Regions from separate parts of the Homo sapiens genome. Here region 2 is linked to region 1. A link is a loop called in an ENCODE intact Hi-C map of the cell type or tissue named here. Cell type or tissue: B cell. All regions are shown on one strand.

The links. Peaks named below come from ENCODE experiments on the same cell type or tissue, not always from the same donor. Only the 100,000 strongest peaks of a DNase experiment are listed, where the experiment ranks them.
Region 2: it touches region 1 in a loop (7-fold over the local background); 17 of 110 quality-filtered maps call a loop at or near these places.

What each region holds. Positions count from the first base shown.
Region 1 is chr19:52,596,669-52,604,668 of GRCh38, forward strand. It overlaps LOC137778871 (a long non-coding RNA gene), which reads left to right and starts at 4,633. Exons shown (of 3, transcript NR_197425.1): 1 at 4,633-4,687. It also overlaps a transcript of ZNF701 not described here and the pseudogene ZNF137P. RefSeq lists a silencer at 4,493-4,552 and enhancers at 4,673-4,732, 4,685-5,191, 4,803-4,852, 5,513-5,592. In B cell, a CTCF peak has its summit at 4,503 (motif pointing left); a DNase peak (open chromatin) is centred at 4,573; H3K4me3 peaks cover 1,844 bases; H3K27ac peaks cover 1,094 bases.
Region 2 is chr19:52,532,533-52,540,532 of GRCh38, forward strand. It overlaps ZNF808 (zinc finger protein 808), which reads left to right. Exons shown (of 5, transcript NM_001039886.4): 2 at 376-477. Among named protein-coding and RNA genes, the nearest start is that of ZNF808, 8.9 kb to the left of the region's middle. RefSeq lists enhancers at 3,499-3,728, 3,536-4,122, 3,859-3,988. In B cell, a CTCF peak has its summit at 3,246; a DNase peak (open chromatin) is centred at 3,419; H3K4me3 peaks cover 1,522 bases; H3K27ac peaks cover 976 bases.

The DNA of each region.
Region 1 (8,000 bases):
TCAGAGAGTTCATACTGGAGAGAACCTTACACATTTCACGAGTATGGAAAGACCTTTGCTCAAAATTCAGCCCTTGTAATGCATAAGGCAATTCATACTGGAAAGAAACCTTACACATGTAATGAATGTGGCAAGGTTTTTAGTAGAAAAGCACACCTTGCATGTCATCATAGACTTCATACTGTCTAAGGTTTCTAATCAACAATCAAACCTTGCACAACATCAGAGAGTTTATACTGGAGAGAAACCTTACAAGTGTAATGAGTGGGGCAAAGCCTTAAGTGGGAAGTCGTCACTTTTTTATCATCAAGCAATCCATGGTGTAGGGAAACTTTGCAAATGTAATGATTGTCACAAAGTCTTCAGTAATGCTACAACCATTGCAAATCACTGGAGAATCCATAATGAAGACAGATCTTACAAGTGTAATAAATGTGGTAAAATTTTCAGACATCGATCATATCTTGCAGTTTATCAGCGAACTCATACTGGAGAGAAACCTTACAAATATCATGACTGTGGCAAGGTCTTCAGTCAAGCTTCATCCTATGCAAAACATAGGAGAATTCATACAGGAGAGAAACCTCACAAGTGTGATGATTGTGGCAAAGTCTTGACTTCACGTTCACACCTCATTAGACATCAGAGAATCCATACTGGACAGAAATCTTACAAATGTCTTAAGTGTGGCAAGGTCTTCAGTCTGTGGGCACTCCATGCAGAACATCAGAAAATTCATTTTTGAGATAACTGTTCCAAATACAGTGACTATAGAAGATCATAAAGCTTTAATTGACATTAGAGCCAAATAGGCATTGACTTGAGATTGAGTTGACTTAACCTTGAGTTTAAGAATTAATTTACATTAAAGTGTTTATGTTAAGAAGATTGGGCCAGGTGGGGTGGCTCATGCCTGTAATCCCAGCACTTTGGGAGCCCAAGGCTGATAGATCACAGCCACACCTGGCTATGAGAGTGTGTAGGTGGCCGTTGGGGTGGGACCTGATTAGAAGGGGCAGGGCCTTGAACAGAATCTGGGCGGGGCAAGAATGAGGAGGCTGCCTGGAGGCCGGGCCAGAGGGTGATCGTCATCTTGAGGGCAAGGTCTGGAAGTGGTGTTTTGAAGGGCAGGGTCTCGAGGGGGCGGGTCCTGGCTTTCTCCTCAGCTGGACCCCAGGTGTCGTCTGCTGTCATCCTCTTGCCCTGCAGGACTAGATTCTCCGGGTACTAATTGGTGGATAGTTTCTGATGTGCCGTGATATTACCCCTAATATCACAGGGATGCCTCCTGTCCATTTTAGAGACTTGCTCTGTCGCCCAGGCTGGAGGGCAGTGGCGCGATCTCGGCTCATTGCAAGCTCCGCCTCCCGGGTTCATGCCATTCTCCTGCCTCAGCCTCCCGAGTAGCTGGGACTACAGGCGCCCGCCACCATGCCTGGCTAATTTTTTGTATTTTCAGTAGAGACGGGGTTTCACTGTGTTAGCCAGGATGGTCTCGATCTCCTGACCTCGTGATCCGCCCGCCTCGGCCTCCCAAAGTGCTGGGATTACAGGCGCGAGCCACCGCGCCCGGCCCCTAAGTTAATATTTCAAACAATCGAAGGTAAAACAACATATTGTGTTGGGCCACCTGTACTGAACGCTGAATCGTTTTTCCTCTTAAGTTGAAAATGGTTTTAATGCAAAGCGCCTTTTTTGAGCAGGTAGAGTCACGCATCCGGCAGGCGGGGCGAGCTCCCCTCTGTCTGGGGCAGGGTGGGGGAGAGGGGCAGGGACCTCGGTAAAGGGGTGGAGTGGCGCGCTGGTTGCCGCGGGCACTGGCAATTAGAAGGGATTATTAAACTAAGCAAGGTCCTGGGTTGTTTGAGTGGATAATGGAAACTGAAAGGTGACGTGCAAAACTGCCTATTACTCCCAGGAGTGGAGGATAATTTCATATTTCATGGAAATAAACTCAGGGCCCGGAGCGGTGGCTCACACCTGTAATCCCAGCACTTTGAGAGGCCAAGGAGGGAGGATCGCTTAAGCCCAGGAATTCGAAATCAGCCTAGGCAACATAGTAAGACCTCATCTCTACTAAAAATAAAAAAAAACAGCCAGGTGTGTTAGTCCACACCTGTGGTCCCAGCTGCTTGGGGTGCTGAGGTGGGAGGATCACTTGAGCCAGAAAGTTGGAGGCTGCAGTGAGCTCTGATCTTGCCACCACACTCCAGCCTGGGTGAAAAAGCTAGACCCTGTCTCAAACAAGCAAATAAATGAGAGGTATAAGTCCTCCTTTAAAAGTAAAGGAAGAGATTTTTCTTTCCTTTTGTCTCTTAGAACATTCAATTAGAAAATTTGTAAATTCATTTTCTCTGTCTTCTGAGGTTTTTTTTTTTAGACAGAGTTTTTCTCTTGTTACCCAGGCTTGAGTGCAAGCCACGATCTCGCCTCACCACAACCTCCGTCTCCCGAGTTCAAGCGATTCTCCTGCCTCAGCTTCCCGAGTAGCTGGGATTACAGGTATGAACCACTATGCCCGGCTAACTTTGTTTTTTTTTTTTAGAAATTAAACCTTTTTTCAGCTTAATGACCCAGGGGTGTATTTTTGAAGGACTTGGGAGCTCTCTTTGAAAGGCAAACAACAAGGGAAACAGTACCTTTATCTCAGTAGGAAATTAAATAATTCAAACATCAAATAACTTCAATTTAAGGCTATGGACTTTGAGATAATTCTGAGCCTTGAGAGGAATGTGGTCAGGCAACCTGAGTCCAGTGGAATGCAGGTGCAACTTCTAAGAGTTTTCCTGTAAGTAATTAAGAAGACTAAGTAGCCCCAGAGATAAGACCTCCTCGGATCATTGTCCCTTCTTATGTAGTGATAAAGTAACCTTCCTTGAAGTGTATCTATCCGTAATCAATCAAGTTGCTGCAGCCTATGCACTGGCCCAGAATAAAAAACGTGGTGATTCTGCTAAAGCTTCTCTGTCTTTCCCTGTGTGTGAAATCTTAACGTCTCTACTTGGGAACGCTGATCCCATTCATTTAGAGTTGATGTTTCCACGTGGCTATTTCCAAGCTTTGCCTTCAAATAAATTCTGTACTTAATCATATATTCTAAATTTTATTATTTACTGCTGACATCAGTTTCTGTCGGATTGTAGGAGCCTCACCAGAGAGGGCCCCTGTCGCCATGTTGTAAAACTCACACTTGCCAAAAGTTGTGGGTTAGGGTTTCTCCCCCTCCCTCAGGATGACGCTAGTTAGCTGACACAGATGGTCACCTCCATTACCAAGTAGAGTCAGGATGAACTATGTGTGACTGTTCAACTATGTGTCCTCTTCCCTGAGGACTGATTAGTGTTTATCTTGAAAACATGTCCTTAATGGGTTGTATAGAACACTGAAGCATCTGATTTCAAACTCTTAGCTCTTTTCCTCTATTTCCCATCACATTCTGGTCTAAGGCTTATTTATTAATAAAATGATTTTTATTTCTTTATTATCGTGGAGATGATTTTTCATTTGGGGGAAGATCATTTTGTTTTCAAATATATTGTCTCAACATTTAAATAGTGAAGTAAAGAGTATTTCTTGTGCCAGGCATGGTGGCTCACGCCTGTAATCACAGCACTCTGGGAGGCCAAGGCAGGCAGATCACTTCAAGTCAGGAGTTTGAGACCAGCCTGGCCAACATGGTGAAACCCCATCTCTACCAATTATACAAAAATTAGCCGGACATGGTGGCGCGCTTGTAATGCCAGCTATTCCGGAGGGTGAGGCAGGAGAATCACTTCAACACAGGGTGTACAGGCTGCACTGAGCCGAGACCTTGCCACTGCACTCCAGCCTGGACGACAGAGAAATACTCTGTCTTAAAAAAAAAAAAAGGAAATTAAGAAAGTAATAGATCTCCTCCACAAATGTGCTGGGACAACTAACTTGATATTCACATGGAAAAGAATAATGTTGGATCCCTACATCACACAATCAAAATTTTATTTTAAAAAGTTAGAGAACGAGGAAGGGAGCCCTGCGGGAGGGGGTGTTACTTTGTCGCCCAGGCTGGTCTGGAACCCCAGGCTCAGCAACCCTCCCGCTGCTGCTTCCTGAGTAGCTGGGACCTCAGGCTCCCTCCCCAGTGCCCGCATCTCTGCTGTGTTTAAGCAGCAGGTGGTGACTTCGCTCCTCCCTGGCCTGAGCACTCCGTCCCGCATCCCAGGCGGTGGCCCTAGGGAAGTCTCTGAAGCTGAGCACAGGGTGGACTCTGCCCCCACCGCCGACCCGCCCTCCCCGACCCCGAGTGAATGGAGAATAGAAAGGGAGAGGATTTCTGTTCTGTCCTGTGGGCCCTCAGTATGAAATCGTAGTTCTGCCCAGGCAGGACTTTGCATTTCACATTCTAGTTTGCATCCCCGTTCCAGACAATTCCAGGGCTTTTGACTCATGCCTCAGCCTTCCCGGCCAGTCTCCCTTCCAAAACCCGAAAAACGGAGGCGCTGGGCTCAAGACTGACTCTGTCCCGCCCCGGCCCCGCCCTCTGCCGGTTCTAAAGGGCAAAGTCTCTCCGCCTCGCGCCCCGCTTCCGCCTGCCCAGGCCCCGCCCACCTCCTCCTGGACCCCGCCCAGGCCTGGCTTCTGTCCTGCGCGAGCAGATCAGCGCGAACCTGGAAGCGGAGAGCGTGGAGTGAAGGTCCCACGGCAGCGCGTGAGTTTCTCTCTGTTTTATATTAAGTCTGTGCGTCCCAGGTCCCCGGCGCGTCTGTACCTGGGACGTGGGGTCCCCACAGACCTGGAAATTCTCGCCCGTCTTCACCCAGAGCAAATTGAGACTTCCCTTTGAGAGTCCGGGGTTCACTTCCTTTTGGGTTTAAAATCGCCTTGAAGCTGGTGCGGTCTCTGGTCTTGCTGCTATAGGGCAATGTATACACTTTGTATTGGGTAGTTTTCCTGCTCAAAACCTTTTTCTAACTCCTCCCGCCCCGCGCTTTTTAAAGTCCTTACAGGTGAGGTGGATTCCCGCCCTGGGCGCCTCCCACCCTCGCCTTCGACGGCCCCTCGAGTGCAGCGCCGTGCCCCCAGTCCCGCGGAGGCTGCGTCCTCTGCCTGGTCCTGAGATCCTTCAGACCCCACCATTGTCTTAAGGCGCCGTCGTCCCCCACCTCCCTTCTCGTGCCGGGCCCTGCTGCTCCCCAGGTCTCCTCTCCGCCGTCACCGCTTCCCCTGAGCCCGCGTTGGGAAGGTGTCCGGGGCCTGTCCTGTGACACGGGGTGTCCTTGCCTGCCCAGCTCCAGCCCCTGGAAAATGAGCTCCCCCGGGATGCAGACGTCTTACTCCAAACCCTCCTGTAATTGTATGGGCCAAAGGAATCAGGTGAGAGAGAGCAGTAGAAAACCTGAGATAAGAAAAGAGCAGGAGGAGAAAAGCAACTGGAGAAATGTAGAGAAAAGCTAGATGTACAGAGAGATGAAGGACAGCAAGGAAGAGAGGGGGCAGCAAAGAGGAAGGCTCATCAGAGTGAGGGAGAGGAGGAGGGGTTTGGAGCCAGGGCAGACAGAGCAGAGTGGTGCTGGTGGCAAGGACAGAGGGAGAAGCACAGCAGGGAGGACTACTGTGGGTCTAGAGTGCCATAAAGTGTGGACAGGGATGTATAACAGGGAAGAGAGAATGTAACAGGGAGAGCAGAGGAGGCGCAGAGATGGGAGAAGAGGCGGAATCTATGGAGGTTGAGGACAATCCAAAGATTGTGGGAGAAGGAGCAATAAGAGGTTAAATAAGTAGCGAGGATGGAGCAGAAAAGGTGGAAGAGAAGTAATAGAGGGAAGAAGGGGATAAACAGCAGAAGAGGAGAGGGGCAAAAATGAGGCACGGAAGCCCAGGGAAAAAGACAAGAAAACAAGAGCTAGAGAGAGAAGGGGAGAATGAGAGATATGTACAGATTTAGCGAGGGAAGCACAGTAATGAAGACAGAGGGGCTGGGCGCAGTAGCTCACGTCTCTAATCCCAGCACTATAGGAGACTGAGACAAGGGGATTGCTTGAGTACAGGAGTTCGAGCAACATAATGAGACCTCCCCATCTCTGACCAAAAAAAAAAAAAAAAAAAAAAATTAACCGGGCGTGATGGTGCACAGCTGTAATCCTAGCTACTCTGGAGGCTGACGTAGGAGGATAACTTGAGCCCAGGAGGCCCAGGCTGCAGTGAGCCGAGATCATGCCACTGCACTCCAGCCTGGTCAACAGAGTGAGACACTGTCTCAAAAGAAAAAAAGGAGCGGGGGACTTTGGGTAAAGATGAGTAGGTTAGTTCACTGGATATCATTAGTCGTTGACTTCTTTGTATATAATCTGATAACTTAAAACTTGTTTAAATTATACAGATGAGGTTGAGAATTTTTAAACTCCTGTCTATGAGACATGTACCTGTAAATCTTAGCATCAGAGGTTAGCTTCCACCTGAAATCCCTATTCAGCCAAACAGCAGTGACTTATTCAGTTGTGAGTCACTCTCTTGCCTTTTCCCAGAGTTGGGTAGGAAGTGGAGCAGTGAAGTGGGAAAAAAAAAATTGGTGTTATTACATAATACTTTTAATTTAATTAATTAATATTTGGGATGGGCTCTGGCTCTGTAGCCCAGGCTCACGACTGTAATCCCAGCACTTTGGGTGAGGCTAGTGGATCACTTCAGGTCAGGAGTTTGAGACCAGCCTGGCCAACATGATGAAACTCCGTCTCTACTAAAAATACAAAAATTAGCCGAGCATGGTGGTACTCACCTGAAATCCCAGATACTAGAAAGGCTGAGGAAAAAGAATCGCTTGAGCCCAGGAGCAGAAGGTTGCAGTGAGCCAAGAGCCTGCCACTGCACTCCAGCCCAGGTGACAGTGCGAGACTCTGTTTCAAAAAGCAAAACAAAACCATCTGGGTGACTTTAAAGATAATCCAGTTCTGGCCAGGCACGATGGCTCACGCCTGTCATCCCAGCACTTTGGGAGGCTGAGGCAGGCGGATCACCAGAGGTCGGGAGTTCCAGAACAGCCTTACCAACATGGAGAAACCTTGTTTCTACTAAAAACACAAAATTAGCCAGGGGTGGTGGGGCATGACTGTAGTCCCAACTACTCGAGAGGCTGAGGTGAGAGAAGTCACTTGAACCCGGGAGGCGGAGGTTGTGGTGAGTTGAGATCGCGCCATTGCACTCCACCTTGGGCAACAAGAGTGAAATTCCGTCTAAAAAAAACAAAAAGATATCCATTTCCCTGTTTGCTACTCCTGTGTTTTTGATTCAGTAGTTCTTGGACGAGAGCTCGTTGTCCACATATTACATATGACTATTCTCCCTAAGCATTCAGAAGGAGGCAGTCAGTGGAGGAAATTGTGAAATATTTTGCTAGATCCATCTGTAATGTTTTCTTTCTTACTAAAACATAGGGCTGCGGCTCTAGAAAAGCTCCAGCACGTCATCTTCCTTTTTTTTTTTTTTTTTTTTTTTTTTTTTTTTTAATAAGCAGGAGTCTTTCTGACCTGTTATCTCCATGTTGGAGTGAGGGAAGGAGCCCTGGACTGTGGAGAATGAAGTGAAAATAACAAAAAAAATACAGATGGGTAGGAATGTATTATGGGTGTAAACACAAATAGGAGCTCAGATGGGCAGAGTGGAAGCTCCACCCTCAAATCTCTCTGCAAGTGGGAGAATTCGGCGGGAAAAGAAAAGTTTAAATCCTGAGATCTCTGAGTGGACATCTTTCTTTGCCCCCTCTTATGTCTCTGTTATTTATTTTATTTTATTTTATTTATTTATTTATTTATTTTGAGACAGCGTCTCACTCTGTTGCATAGACTGGAGTGCAGTGGCACAATAGCTCACTACGACCTCCACCACCTGGGTTCAAGTGATTCTCCTGCCTCAGCCTCCCAAGTAGCTGGAACTACAGGCATGCATCACCACCATACTAGGCTAATTTCTGCATTTTTGGTAGAGACGGGGTTGTGCCATGTTGGCCAGGCTGGTCTCGAACTCCT
Region 2 (8,000 bases), 64 kb before region 1:
TGTGTACAGTAGATATTGTGTAAATATGAAGGATCTATACTTTTCATTGATGTGACAGTGATATGTTTTTTGCAAACTGTGATACATTTTAGGGTCACAGTGGAAAAATACTCCTTACTTTAGGCTTACACATGTTTGTGCCCTGTCAGCGTTTTGTCATATTGGAAATAGGCTTCCATAGAAATGATTTGAAGTACACGTAAAGTATTTATTAAGTATTTATTAAAGAATCTTACTCCTTTTGTGTTCCTAAACTTTGAAGATCATGTTTGGGAAGTTCAAAATAAGTATTGTTTTTTGTGTCATATTTACACATTTCAGTATGTTTTACCTTCTGGACTTAATTGGAAACGTATTGGTGTTTATATTTTGTAGATATCTCTTCCAAATGCTTGATGAAAAAGGTGGAAGGGTCACTTGACCCAGGGAGTTGAAGGCTGCAGTGAGCCCTGTTTTTGCCACCACACTCCAGCCTGGGTGAGTGAGCTACACCCTATCTCAAACAAACAAGCCAATAAATGAGAGGTATAATTCCTCCTTTGAAATTAAAGAAGGAGATTTTCTTTCCTTTCATCTCTTTTCTTAGGACATTTATTAGAAAATTTGCAAGTGCATTTTCTGTTTTCTGAGGTAGTATGTTTTCTTTCTTTTCTTTTGTTTAATTTTCTTTTATTTCCTTTTCTGTTGTTTTCTTTTCTTTCCTTTCCAACGGAGACACAGTTTCGCTCTTGTTGCCCAGGCTGGAGTTAAATGGTGCGATCTCGGCTCACTGCAATTTCCATCTCCCAGGTACATGAGATTCTACTGCTTCAACTTCCAGAGTAGCTGGGACTACAGGCACCCGCTATAATGCCTGGCTAATTTTTATAGTTTTGTAGAGACGGGGTTTCACCATGTTGGCCAGGCTGGTCTTGAACTTCTGATATCAGATGATTCTCCAGCCTTGGCCTTCCAAAGTACTGGGATTACAGGTGTGAGCCACTGCGCCCGGCCCAGGGATGTATTTCTGAAGAACTTGGGAGCTCCTTGAAAGGCAAACAACAGCCACGCGCAGTGGCTCACGCCTGTAATCCCAGCACTTTGGGAGGCCAAGGCGGGTCAATCCCGAGGTCAGGAGTTCGACACCGCCTGACAAACATGTTGAAACCCTGTCTCTACTAAAAATACGAAGAAATTAGCCGGGCATGGTGGCACATGCCTGTAGTCCCAGCTACTCAGGAAAATTGTTTGAACCTGAGAGGCAGAGGTTGCAGTGAGCCAAGATTGTGCCACTGCACTGTAGCCTGGGTGACAAAGTGAGACTCCGTCTCCAAAAAAAAAAAAAAAAAAAAAAAAGGCAAGCAACAAGATAGATTGTACCTGTGTCTCAGTAGGAAATTAAGTAATTCAAACATCAAATGATTCCAATTTAAAGCTATGGACATTTAAATAATTCTGAGCCTTGAGAGGAATGTGGTCATGCAACCAGAGTCTAGTGGAATGCAGGTGCAACTTCTAGGAGTTTTCCTGGCTGACTGTCATGGCTCAAGCCTGTAATCACAACACTTTGGGAGGCCGAGGCTTCCGGATCACTTGAGGTCAGGATTTCAAAACCAGCTTGGCTAGCGTGGTGAAACCCTGTCTCTACTAAAAATAGAGAGAAATTACAGGCGCCTGCCACCATGCCCAGCTAATTTTTGTATTAGGCTTAGTGTTAGGGTTTCTCCCCCTCCCTCGGGATGAAGCTTGTTAGCTGACAGAGATGGTCACCTCCATTACCAAGTAGAGCCAGGATGAACTATGTGTGACCAAGGGCTTTTCAAGTCCTCTTCCCTGAGGACTGATTACTGTTTATCTTGAAAACATGTCCTTAATGGGTTGTATAGAACACTGAAGTTTCTTTCTCTCTTTTCAACCTCTTAGCTGTTTGCCTCTATTTCCCATCACATTCTGGTCTAAAGCTTATTTATTAATGAAGTAGTTTTTCTTTCTTTCTCTATTATCGTCGTGGAGATGATTTCTCATTTGGGGGAAGACTCTTTGTTTTTCAATTATATTTTCTCACATTTAAAAAGTGAAGTAAAGAATATTTCCTGGGCCAGGCATGGTGACTCACGAGTGTAATCCCAGCACTTTGGGAGGCCGAGGCTGGCGGATCACTTGAAGTCAGGGTTCTAGACCAGCCTGGCCAACATGGTGAAACCCCGTCTCTACCAAAAATATGAAAGTTAGCTGGGCATGGTCGTGTGCGCTTGTAATACCAGCTACTCGAAAGGCTGAGGCAGAAGAATAGCTTCAACCCAGGAGGCAGAGGCTGCAGTGAGCCACGATCTCGCAACTGCACCCCAGCATGGGCCACAGAGAAATACTCTGTCTCAAAAATAAAAGGAAAGAAAAAAGTAAAAAAAGAGAAAGTAATAGATCTCTTTCACAAATGTGCTGGGACAACTAACTGGATATTTACATGGAAAAGAATAATATTGGATCTCTATGTCACACCATGAAAAATTTTATTTAAAAACGGGTTAAAAAAAAAAAGGCTGGGCGGGGTGGATCACATCTGTAATCCTAGCAGTTTGGGAGGCTGAGGTGGGCGGATCACAAGGTCAGGAGATCAAGACCATCCTGGCTAACATGGTGAAACCCCATCTCTACTAAAAATACAAAAAATTAGCCGAGCGTCGTGGTGGGCGCCTGTAGTCCCAGTTACTCCAAAGGCTGAGGCAGGAGAATTGCGTGAACCCGGGAGGCGGAGCTTGCAGTGAGCCAAAATCGTGCCACTGCACTCCAGCCTGGGTGACAGAGCGAGACTCCGTCTCAAAAAAAAAAAAAAAAAAAAAAAAAGAGAGAAAAGGAAAAGAGCGAGGGAGAGACGAGGGAGGGAGCCCTGCGGGAGGGGGTGTTACTTTGTCACCCAGGCTGGCCTGGACCCCCAGGTTCAGCGATTCTCCCGCCGCTGCTTCCTGAGTAGCTGGGACCTCAGGCTTCCGCCCCGTGCCCGCATCCCTGCTGTGTTTAGGCAGCAGGTGGTGACCTCACTCCTCCCTGGCCTGAGCACTCCGTCCCGCATCCCAGGCGGAGGCCCTAGGGAAGTCTCTGAAGCTGAGCACAGGGTGGACCCTCCCTCCTGAATGAATGGAGAATAGAAAGGGGGAGGATTTCTGTTATGTTCTGTGGGCCATCAGCATGAAATCGTATATTCCGCCCCGGCAGGGCTTTGCATTTCACATTTTAGTTTGCATGCCCGTTCCAGACAATTCCAGGGCTTTTGAATCATGCTTCAGCCTTCCTGGCCGCTCTCACCTCCAAACACCGAAAAAAACAGGCGCTGGGTGCGAGGCGGAGGGATGCACAGGTCCCGCCCCGGCCCCGCCCTCTGTCGGTTCTAAAGGGCAAGGTCTCTCTGCCTCGCGCCCCGCCTCTACCCCGCCCAGGCCCCGCCAAACTGTTCGCCGGCCCCGCCCAGGCCTGGCTTCAGTCCTGGGCGCGCAAACCCCGAGGCGGATCGCGTGGAGTGAAGGTCGTACCGCGGCGCGTGAGTTTTGCTCTGCCTTGTATTAAGTTTGCGCTTCCCAGGTCCCTGGCGCGTCTGTCCCTGGAAAGTGGGGTCCCCACGGACCTGGAAATTCTCGCCTGTCTTCCTTCATCCAGAGCAAATTGAGATGTCCCCGTAAGAGTCCGGAAGTTGCTTGCTTTTGGGTTTGAACTCGTCCGGAGGCTGGTCCCAACCCCGGTCTTTCTGCTATAGGGCAGTGTATACACTTCCTGTCGCTTAGTTTTCCTGGTCAAAACCCTGTGCTGACTCCACCCACCCCGTTCTTTTTAAAGTCCCCGACCCGCGAGGTGGATTCCCGCCCTGGGCGCCTCCCAGCCTCTCCGTCTTCGGCCCCTGGAGCGAAGCGCTGTGTCCCCAGTCCTGGGGAGGCTGCGTCTTCTGCCTGGTCCTGGAATTCTGCAGGTGCCACCCTTGTCTTAAGGCGCCGTCGCCCCCTACATCCCCCCTCGTGGTGGGCCCTGCTGCTCCCCAATTCTTCCCTTCGCAGTCACCGCTTCCCCTGAACCAGCGTAGGGCAGGTCCCAGCGGCTTGTCCTATGACACCGGGTATTCTTGCCTGCCCAGCTCCACCCTCCGGAAAATGCGCTTCTCCGCGATGCGGGTGTCTTACCCCAAACCCGCAGAGTGGTGCTGGTGGCAATGAGAACAGAGGGAGAAACACAGCAGGGAGGACACCGGGGGATCTGGGGTGCTAGAGAGTGGGGACAGGGGGGCGTAACAGGGAAGAGAGAATTTAACAGGGAGAGCAGAGGAGACGCAGAGATAAGAGGCGGTAATATGTAGAGATTGAGGACGATCAAAAGATTGGGGAGAAGGAGCAACAAGAGGTTAAATAAGGACCGGGCGCTTTGGCTCATGCCTGTAATCCCAGCAGTTTGGGAAGCTTAGGCGGGCGGATCACCTGAGATCCGGAGTTCGAGACCAGCCTGACCAACATGGAGAAACCCCATCCCTGCTAAAAATACAAAACTAGCTGGGCGCGGTTGCATATGCCTGTAATGTCAGCTATTAGGGAGGCTGAGGCCAGAGAATCGCTTGAACTTGGGAGGCGGAGGTTGCGGTGAGCCGAGATCGCACCATTGCACTCCAGCCTGGGCAACAAGAGTGAAACTCTTTCTCAAAAAAAAAGCGGTTAAATAAGTTGTGAGGATGGAGCAGAAGAGGTGGAAGAGGAGTAATAGAGGGAAGAAGGGGATAAATAGCAGGAGAGTAGAGGGGTACAAAATGAGGAGCACAATCCCAGGGAAAAAGAAAAGAAAACAAGAGCTAGAGAGAGAAGGGGAGAATGAGAGATATGTACAGAATTAGAGAGGGAAGCACAGTAATGAAGAAAGAGGGGCCAGGTGCAGTGGCTCATGCCTGTAATCCCAGCACTTTAGGAGACTGAGGCAGAGGGATTGCTTGAGTCCAGGAGTTCAAGACCAGCCTAGGCAAAATAGACACCCCATCTCTTTCAAAAAGAAAGAAAAAATTAACGGGGCATGATAGTGTGCAGCTGTAATTTCAGCTACTCTGTAGGCGGAGGCTGGAGGATCACTTGAGCCCAGGAGCTCCAGGCTGCTGTGAGCAGAGATCATGCCACTGTACTCCAGCCTGGTCAAAAGAGCAAGACCCTGTCTCAAAAAAAAAAAAAAAAGGGTGGGGGACTTTGGGTACAGATGAGTGTGTGAGTTCATTGGATATGATTAGTTGTGACATGTTGACTTCTGTCTATAAAATCTAATAACTTGTTTAAATTATACAGATGAGTTTGAGAATTTTAAATGTCCTATCTGTGAGCCATGTATGTTCTATAAATATTGGTATCAGAGGTTAGCTTCCACTTGGAATCCCTATTCAGACCGAGGGCAGTGACATTCAATTGTGGGTCACTCTTCCCTTTTCCCATGGTGGGGTAGGAAGTGGTGGGAAAAAAAAATCGCTGTTATTACATAATACTTTTAATTAATTAATTAATATTTTGAGATAGGGTCTGGCTCTGTCGCTCAGCTGGAGTACAATGGCGTTATCTACTCTAACTGCAGCCTCGACCTCTTAGGCTCAAGCGATCCTCCCTCAGTCTCCTGAGTAGCTGAGACCACTGGTGTGAGACACCAAGCCCAGCTAGTAGTTTTTTTTTTCTTTGTTTGTTTTTTTGTAGAAACAGGGTTTCAGTATGTTTCCCGGGGTGGTCTCAAAATCCTGGGCTCAAAGGTTCCCCCGTCTTGGCCTTGCAAAGTACTGGGATTACAGGGATGAGCCACCGCGCCCGGCCTACATACTAATTATTATTATTATTATTATTAGTTTTTTGAGGTGGAGTTTCACTCCTGTTGCCCAGGCTGGAGTGCAATGGCACAATCTTGGCTAATGACTCTCTGTGCCTTTAGAGTTGAAGCGATTCTCCTGCGATACTACCCCCTGAGTATCTGGGATTACAGGCATGCGCCACCATGCCCTGCTAATTTTGGATTAGGAGGCCGAGGCAGGAGAATCACTTGAACCCAGGAGGCAGAGGTTGTGGTGAGCTGAGATCGCACCATTGTACTTCAGCGTGGGCAATAAGAGCGAAACTCTGTCTCAAAAAAACCAAAAAAGAATGGAGCAAAACAGGAGAGGGGCATAAAATGAGCAGAAGCCCAGGGGGAAATGCAGAAAAGAAACAGATGGAGAGAGAAAGTGAGAAAGGGCTATGCATAGAATGATGGAGGGAAGCAGTAATGAAGACGAAGAGGGACCCTGGGTGCAGATGAGTGGTGAGTTGATTGGATGTGATGATGAAGTGATGACATGTTGTTTTCTCTGTTTATAAGGTAACAAATTTAAAATTAGTTTAAATTATACAGATGAGAATGAGAGTTGCCAAACTCCTGTGTCTAAGTGTGGTTCATTTTATAATGATGGCGTCAGAGGCAGCTTCCCTCTGCAACCCCTCTTCAGCCAGAGGACAGTGACTTGACTCATTCGTTGTGGATCACCCTCTTCCCTTTTCATGGCTGGGGTCGGGAGTGGGGGAGAGAAGTAGGGTAAGAAGTGACTGACTCTGTTACTATATGGAACGTGATGAAAGGAGTATTAAAAGTGCTTTTGTTCTCTTTTTGTAATTGGTTTCCTTTTTTCTAGTTCCTCTTCATTTCATTTTTTTTTTTTTTTTTTTTAATTTTTGAGATGGAGTCTCTCTGTGTCACGCAGGCTGGAGTGGAGTGGAGCAGTCTTGACTCACTGCAACCTCTGCCTCCTGGGTTCAAGGAATTCTCTGCCTCAGCCTCCCAAGCAGCTGGGATTATAGGCACCTGCAGCCACACCTGTCTGATTTTTGTATTTTTAGTAGAGACAGTTTTCACCATCTAGGCGGGACTTGTCTTGCACTCATGACCTTGTGATCCACCGCCTTGGCCTCCCAAAGTGCTATGATTACAGGCGTGAGCCACCACACTTGGCCTCAGTAATTGTTTTTTATTTTTTAATTTTAGTTTTAATTTACTTATTTTTGTTGTGGTGGTTTTTTTTTTTTTTTTTTTTTTTTTGACGGAGTTTTGGTCTTGTTGCCCAGGGTGAAGTGCAATGGTGCGATCTTGCTCACTGCAACCTTTGCCTCTGGGGTTCAAGTGATTCTCCTGCCTCAGCCTCCTGAGTAGTTATGATTACAGGCACACACCACCATGGCCGGCTAATTTTGTATTTTCAGTGGAGATGGGGTTTCTCCATCTTGGTCAGGCTGGTCTTGAACTCCTGACCTCAGGTGATCCTCCCACCTCAGCCTCCCAAGGTGCTGGGATTACAGGTATGAGCCGCTGCGCCCGGCCTTTGTTATTGTTTTGAGACACTTTTACTGTTTCCCAGGCTGGAGTGCAGTGGCAGGATCACAGCACTGTGCAGCGGCAACCTCCTGGGCTCAAGTGATTTTCCCACCTCAGCCTCCGGAGTAGCTGGGGCCACAGACACACCCCACCAGGTCCGGCTAATGTTTAGATATATGTATTTATTTATTGAGACTCTCTGTCACCCACTCTGGAGTCTAGTGGCACGACCTCGTCTCACTGCAAACTCCGCCTCCTGGGGTCAAGCGATTTTCCTGCCTCAGCCTCCTGAGTAGCTGGAGTTACAGGTGTGCACCACTATGCCCTGCTAATGTTTGTATTTTTAGTAGAGACATAGTTTCTCCATATTGGCCAGGCTGGTCTCGAACCCCTAACATTGTGGTCTTCCTGCCCCGGCCTCCCAAAGTGCTGGGATTATAGGCGTGAGTCACTATGCCTGTCCTCATTGTTTTCAAAGTATGATATATTTTCAAATATTTCTCCTTTGGCCCAAGATTTCATTAGATCTGTATTTTTTAACCATTTTAAAATTGTTTCTCTATGAAATTTTTTTGAGTTTACATTGAGGTCTGTGTGCTTTCTAGTCTTTATCATATATCGAAAACATTTTCTACTATGTGATATATGTTGTTAGGTTGTTTCAGTGTGTACTTGATAATGATATC